Regions from separate parts of the Homo sapiens genome. Here region 1 is linked to region 2. Evidence: chromatin contacts called from ENCODE Hi-C data. All regions are on one chromosome and are shown on one strand. Each heading gives the region's core, a stretch centred on a gene start or an enhancer-like site at or near the end of the contact. The rest is flanking DNA. Distances are from core to core; before and after follow the strand shown.

Evidence for each region. Hi-C counts contacts between places; a loop is a spot of excess contacts on that map. Pooled maps may share reads with other maps.
Region 1: a map of CD8-positive, alpha-beta T cell shows a loop between it and region 2 (8-fold over the local background). The contact joins the promoter of LRRC58 here to the promoter of HCLS1 in region 2. A Hi-C loop is called at or near these places in 2 of 168 maps with a recorded cell type or tissue (both CD8-positive, alpha-beta T cell), 1 of 37 single-sample maps with no recorded cell type and 7 of 50 pooled maps.

What each region holds. Positions count from the first base shown.
Region 1 is chr3:120,347,678-120,350,655 of GRCh38, forward strand. LRRC58 (leucine rich repeat containing 58) reads right to left here and starts at 1,677. Exons shown (of 4, transcript NM_001099678.2): 1 at 1,067-1,677. The coding sequence starts at 1,566. It also overlaps the pseudogene BTNL12P. RefSeq lists an enhancer at 943-992 and a silencer at 1,343-1,672.
Region 2 is chr3:121,659,481-121,662,396 of GRCh38, forward strand. HCLS1 (hematopoietic cell-specific Lyn substrate 1) reads right to left here and starts at 1,423. Exons shown (of 14, transcript NM_005335.6): 1 at 1,340-1,423. RefSeq lists enhancers at 1,266-1,455, 1,646-1,695.

The DNA of each region.
Region 1 (2,978 bases), core at 427-2,926, 1.3 Mb before region 2:
ACCGCGCCCGGCCTTCCCAGGCCAATATTCTTTTGCTCCACTTAACTCTGAGGTCCCTTCTACCTTTAACGTTCTGTTATCTCTGAAAATACAATAAAGTGTGAAAATATCTTACAGATGGAAGATACCTCTTTTTCGTTTTGTACAATACATTTGGCTCTATTTCCCACTCCCCCACCGGGCACTTTTATTATCCTGTTTCTCTGCTTCCTCCTAAAGTTAAATTTAACATATTTACTGCATAATCTAGTAGGTGAAGCAGATAATTCCTGTAAACAAGGAATCATATCCAATAAGGTAAATGCAAAGGCAAGATGAATGAAGCACAGAGAAAGTACAGCATAGGCTGTACTTTTTTGTGCAGGGAGTAGTAACGAAAAAAATTGTTGTGCAGGGAGTAGTAAAAAAGGAATCACAGAGATGATTAACTTGAGATAGCTTTTGAAGGATGATAGGCGTTTGCCAGGTGAAGGAAACATTCCAAGCAAGGGAAACAGCACGTGTACAGAGGCACTGCATCCATTCAACACATACTGAGTGCCTACCAGCAACTCCAAGCTGCTTTCTCTACGTGGGAAAATGCATAGGTCACTGAACTCCACAAATGGTAGTTGGTACTGCCACAGAGAAGAGGAAGCTGCAAATGTAGTGGAAAGCAAGGGTTAGATCAGAGCACCTTGTACGCCACGCTCAAAGGCACGTACTTTGATCTATAGAGATGGAAATCCACGGAAGACTTTTGAGCAAAGAAGTGACAACCTCTGATTTACATCTGTTTTGAGTTTCCACTCAGTTTGGATCACGCCCCAGATTCAATAAGGAAGACAGAAAAAATGCCTCGAGAATCTGCATAGGCCAAACACAACACACCAAACAGTCACACATGCGAACATACTAGGTATTTACAACAACTTGCTGAGATGGTTGGGCAGAACTCACTACCGCACAGTTAAAGAGAAAGCTTGGAAATAGTTACGTGACAAACGTTGAGGTGCCCAGGCCCGGCGCCCCAGGGTTCCCGGACACCGCCCGAGGCCTCCCCACCCTCCGGCACACACCCGCTCACCTCTGCAAGTTCTCGATCTCAGCCGGGATGCTCTGCAGTTGGTTGCCGCCCAGGCTCAGGGTCTGCAGCGCGCGCAGCTCTAAGAGCGAGGCAGGCACCTCCTGGAAACAGTTGCCGCTGAGGTTGAGCACCTGGAGGCTGCGGCAGAGCGGCGACTGGGCCAGGCCCTTGGGCAGCGCACTGGGCCCGCCGAGCCGGTTGTTCTTGGCCAGCAGCGTGCGCAGGCCGCGCAGAGCGAGCAGCTCCGGCCCGAGCGCGGTCAACGCGTTGCCGCTCACGTCCAGCAGCTGGAGGTGCGGGAAGCCGCTGCCCAGCGCCCGTGGCAGCGACACCAGACGGTTGTGAGGCAGCAGCAGCCGCAGCAGCGCCTCCCGCGCCCCGCGCCGCTCCTCCCCCCGCGCCTCCAGCTCAGACTCCAGCGTCTCGGTGGACACGCTGAGGCGGGACCAGTTCAGTTCGGCCTCCCCGGCCGTGACCACCGCTGCTCCGGCCTCCTCCATCCTGGCCACCGCACGGCGCGTGGCGCCGGATTCCCCAGAGCGCCGCGCGCGGTCCAGAGGCCGGGAGCTCTGCGGCGCCCCGGAACCTGAACCGAGGGCTGAGTCGGAAGTGGCGCGGGCGGGCGCAAACCCTGCGCGCCTTGGCCGAGTCACGCGACGCGAGTCCTGGGGTGCGCGCGCCGCTCCGGGGCGGGCTCTGCCTCACGAGGCGCGGGGCGCGGAGTGGCAAGAGCGCAGCATGGGCTGCGCAGAACTGAGGCAGACACCCAGAGGCTGCCAAATTGTCATCTGAGCCGGACCGGGTTTCGGCGGCCGCGCTTTATAGTCGCTGGAGCCTGGTGACCTATTCCAGGGCTACAAGACTGCCTCGGCAAACAGCCCAAGGATGTTCGGTTATCTCGCCTTGAGGGTTCGCGCGTCACGTGCCCCCCCCGTCCCCCGCTTGTTTTTCAGTTTAAAAGTGGGGCCCGTGTCTGCAGGACTCTGTGAGCACACAGTAATTTAGTGGTGATTTAGCTCCATGACAGAAAACCGCAGGAATTTAAAGTCCGAGGATTAACAAAGCCGACCTCGAAATGTGAACGCAGCTGGACTAGACCTCAGAACCCCCGGACCCTTACTGGAGGTTCCGCTGTTAAATAGCCTAGGGCAGGGATTTGATTTCAGTTGCCCCATGCATAAAATATGGGTAACACCCGCACTACTTGCCCCACAGAATTATTTTTTTCTTTTTTAAGGCAGAAATGTGTATCAAGTAAGGACGTTTTGCCCGTTTTAATTGTAGAAGCACATACGTGGCTTTTGGTGTAAGTTGTGTCTAGGAGTGAATTTGGGAGATATGGAGGCGGTTGCATGATTTGAGATAGCTCAAATTAATGAGTTAGTTTAAAAACTCAAAGCATAGAGTTTGTACTGCAGGTCAAAACTACAGTTTGGGAAAATCCTGATCTGGTACTAATTTAGTAATTCTAATTAACGTATTTTTCATCCTTGTCCCAAACTCAATCTTTTCTGAAATTACATTTTATGATTTTGAAAAGTAATGAATAGAAATGAGAAAAAATGCTTAGCTTTTTTTTTTTTTAACAAAGCTTATACATAAGAAAGTTAAGTGGTCGTGTATAATCAACGACATTAAATTGCTTTCCTCCTTAAAAAAGGAAAGTCGTTTTTTTCTTGCCAGTCATTTATTTGTATGAGAAACTATGCCTTTACTCTGCAGTCAAACTTTAATTTCTGATTGAGTGGTAGTCCTAGAAGGACGTACTTTGTATGTTTAAGCTAATGGTGGAATGCTTTTTAAAACTGATGAGTCATCTGTTTTGAAAGAGTCCTTTTAAGAACAGACCTTATTTTGGGTCAAGCCAGCATTCTAACAGTAGTCCTAATATCTGAAAATAACAAATATTTAA
Region 2 (2,916 bases), core at 173-2,672:
CTGTCTCCACCTAGGCCTTCAGATTCTCCAGTTTTCTATTTCCACTTGAAAGCTCCATCTTCTCCATTGAGCAACCTCTTAAAAACCAGCCCAGGGGAAGTCTGGGTAAATCAGTTAAAGAGATGCTAAGGGGACACCGGAGAGATATTGACTGAGTCAGCCGGGAGTCATGGCTGAAAGCAGCTTGGCTTTCCCTGATGCGGTTGGAGACAGCAAAACATCCTTACTACCTGCATCCTTACTACCCCTCTGCTTCTCATCCCCTGGCTCCTGGGCTGCTGTGCAACAACAAAAGGACTGTCACACAGAAAACTGGAATGGAGAAGTTTCTGAAATAGTCATGAGCAATAAGGAAGCAATGAGGACTGATGGTCCCATCCTCCTTCCTGTGGCTCCTCTGAGGCCTCAGCCTGACTCTCCCATTCACCCATTTTTGAAATAAAGAGTTTCTGAAATAGAGACAATTTATCTAATATCCTTGACCTATTGACCAGAAACCAGAAAGGTAAGAAGTGCTATCTAGAGGTGAGAACCAGAGAGTAATCTGGTGAGGCCTTGTTGCGATGCTGACCTCCTGCATCAAAGTACACAGACTGGGAGTCAGAAGCCCTGGCTGTCACCCCAGCTCTGTGACTAAGCCTCTGAGGGACCATCACAAGGGCATCAACAGAGTAGGTACTCATTTGCCAGGTATCAGACCAGGCGATTAAGAAATACTAACTTTAATAATTTGGCAAATCAGCAATTATCTCTGATTTTCCCAGTGGAAAATAATGAAGGGGTTAACGTAGCTCATCTGTGGTCTCCTTGATTTCTGACATTCTGAGATTCTGTGATCTACGAACACAGAAACTAGCCCCAGCAGAACAATCATGCCTTCTCTTGGGCTCCATCAGCACTTGGTACTCAGTGCTAGTGTACATCAGTGACTACTTCCTGATCTGTTACATTTCCTGTGTGGGTTTGTTTCCCTGAGACCATATGCTCTTCAAGGGCAGACACTGTTTTCGTCTCCTGTGGTCCTCCTCCCAGCTCAGTACCTAGGGGAGACAGGCCTTAGAGTGGGTTGTAGATTGTCAGCAGAAACCAGGCAACACTTTGCTTGATGTTGGTGCTAGATGGCTCCTGAAACACTTGCCTTGGGTTTAAGCCCCTCCCTTTTGTTTCTATCTCCAGATGCTGATTTGCTACAACCACTCACAACCAGGCCTTCTGGCCATAAAAGGATAAAAGCCTACTAGTGGTGACCTTGCCCATCACCAAGGACTAAGAGCCAGGTAGGTTCCTCCTCAACTCTTACTCTGTGTTTCCCAACTGTCCCATGGCTCAGAGTACCCACCTCCACCTGTGCAAGCCTCTGTTCTAAGCGCCCGGCTCCTCGCGTCCACACCGACTCCCTCTCTGGCTGCTGCCACTTCGGAGTGAGAAACTGAGCTGCTGCTTCAGTTCCGTATTCAGGTTTTCGTCATTTCCTGCCACCCCATCCTCACAGCTACTTCCTGAAATTTGAGTCAGTTCCTTCTGCTTTAGACACTTAAATTTTAAAAGGATTAAATGTTTCTGTGCCTGGTCTTTTGCAAGGTTTTGACAATGGGGGTCATAGAGCAGTCATAGAAAATGCTGCTTTGACTCTGAGTTTGTAATCCAGTGAGAGAAACAAACATTCAACCAGAAAACACATTAGAGAATGCTGTAGAACAGCATTGTGTCCTAAATAGGGTGGCAGTTACATTTGAGACAGTAAAGGAATTCAGAGCATTTGGTATTGGGTGTATTCATCAAGAAAGGCTTTATGGGAAAAGTGATTTATATGTGGGTTTTGAAGCATAAGACTTAAAAAGAAACTCACCCCTATATTACCCACAGCACTTAAAAGTGGAGTTTTCATATAGATGTTCAAATAAACGTCGACCAATTGAATGCCAGAAGAGAATAACTCATGAGGGAAAAGGCAAGACATGGAAGGAGAGTTTCCTAGCTTGTTTGGGGCACTGTGGAGTCTGAGCTAACAAACTAAAGATTTGGCTCTAGAGCGTAGGAAGAATTCTGAAAGAACCAGGTGCTGGTCAGCTGATGGAAGAAGGTCTTTGTGGTATCCTGTTTTACTGCGTGTCAAGACTTGCTGCCCCTCCCTTCCCTCTTGAAGTCAGACTTACTCAGGTGACTTGTTTTGGCCAGTGACAGATACCACTTTCTGGCGGAGGCCGTAAGACCACTGCAAGCTTTGCCATGCTTTCACCACTGCCCAAGGCAACCTGCAATTCTCCATATTGGCTCCTCCAGCAGACTGGGTCCCTGAGTGAGAAAGAACACAAGTGGAGCCCCATCCACCATGTGGGGGAATTGGAGTCTTTCACTAAAAAATAGTCCTTTGTTTTGGCTACTGAGAATTTGAGGGTGTCTGTTATTGTATCTGACCTAGCCTTTCCTAATCTTGATTGTGGACTTCTTGATTTGTTCACAACGGTGCATCCTCCAAGGAGTTTAAGCAGGACTGGATGAAACTGGCCCATGATACAGGCACTTTTCTGCATTAGGAATATGAAGCCTCTGTCACTTCCAAATCTAAGGATTCTATGCCTGGGGGAGCTTTATTTATTCCTTCTACTTTATTACCTATTTATCATGGTGGTACCAAAGTTATGATAAGGAAGAGTACGTTTGTACAAGAGAAAAATCACTTGGAATCCTCATGTAGTGTCAAAATACGATTTAGACTAGATGATGTGACACACCATCCAGGTACATAGTTCTCTAGAGAAAATATAGAAATTAATCAGAGATGACACCAAGAAGTCCCATCTTTCCTTAGCAAATGTCACAAGTTCATTACTGATGAGGTAGTGAGGTGTATCACACAGAAAAAGAATGGGCCTTGAAGCCAGACAGACTTGGTTCAATTAAACCACTTATTGT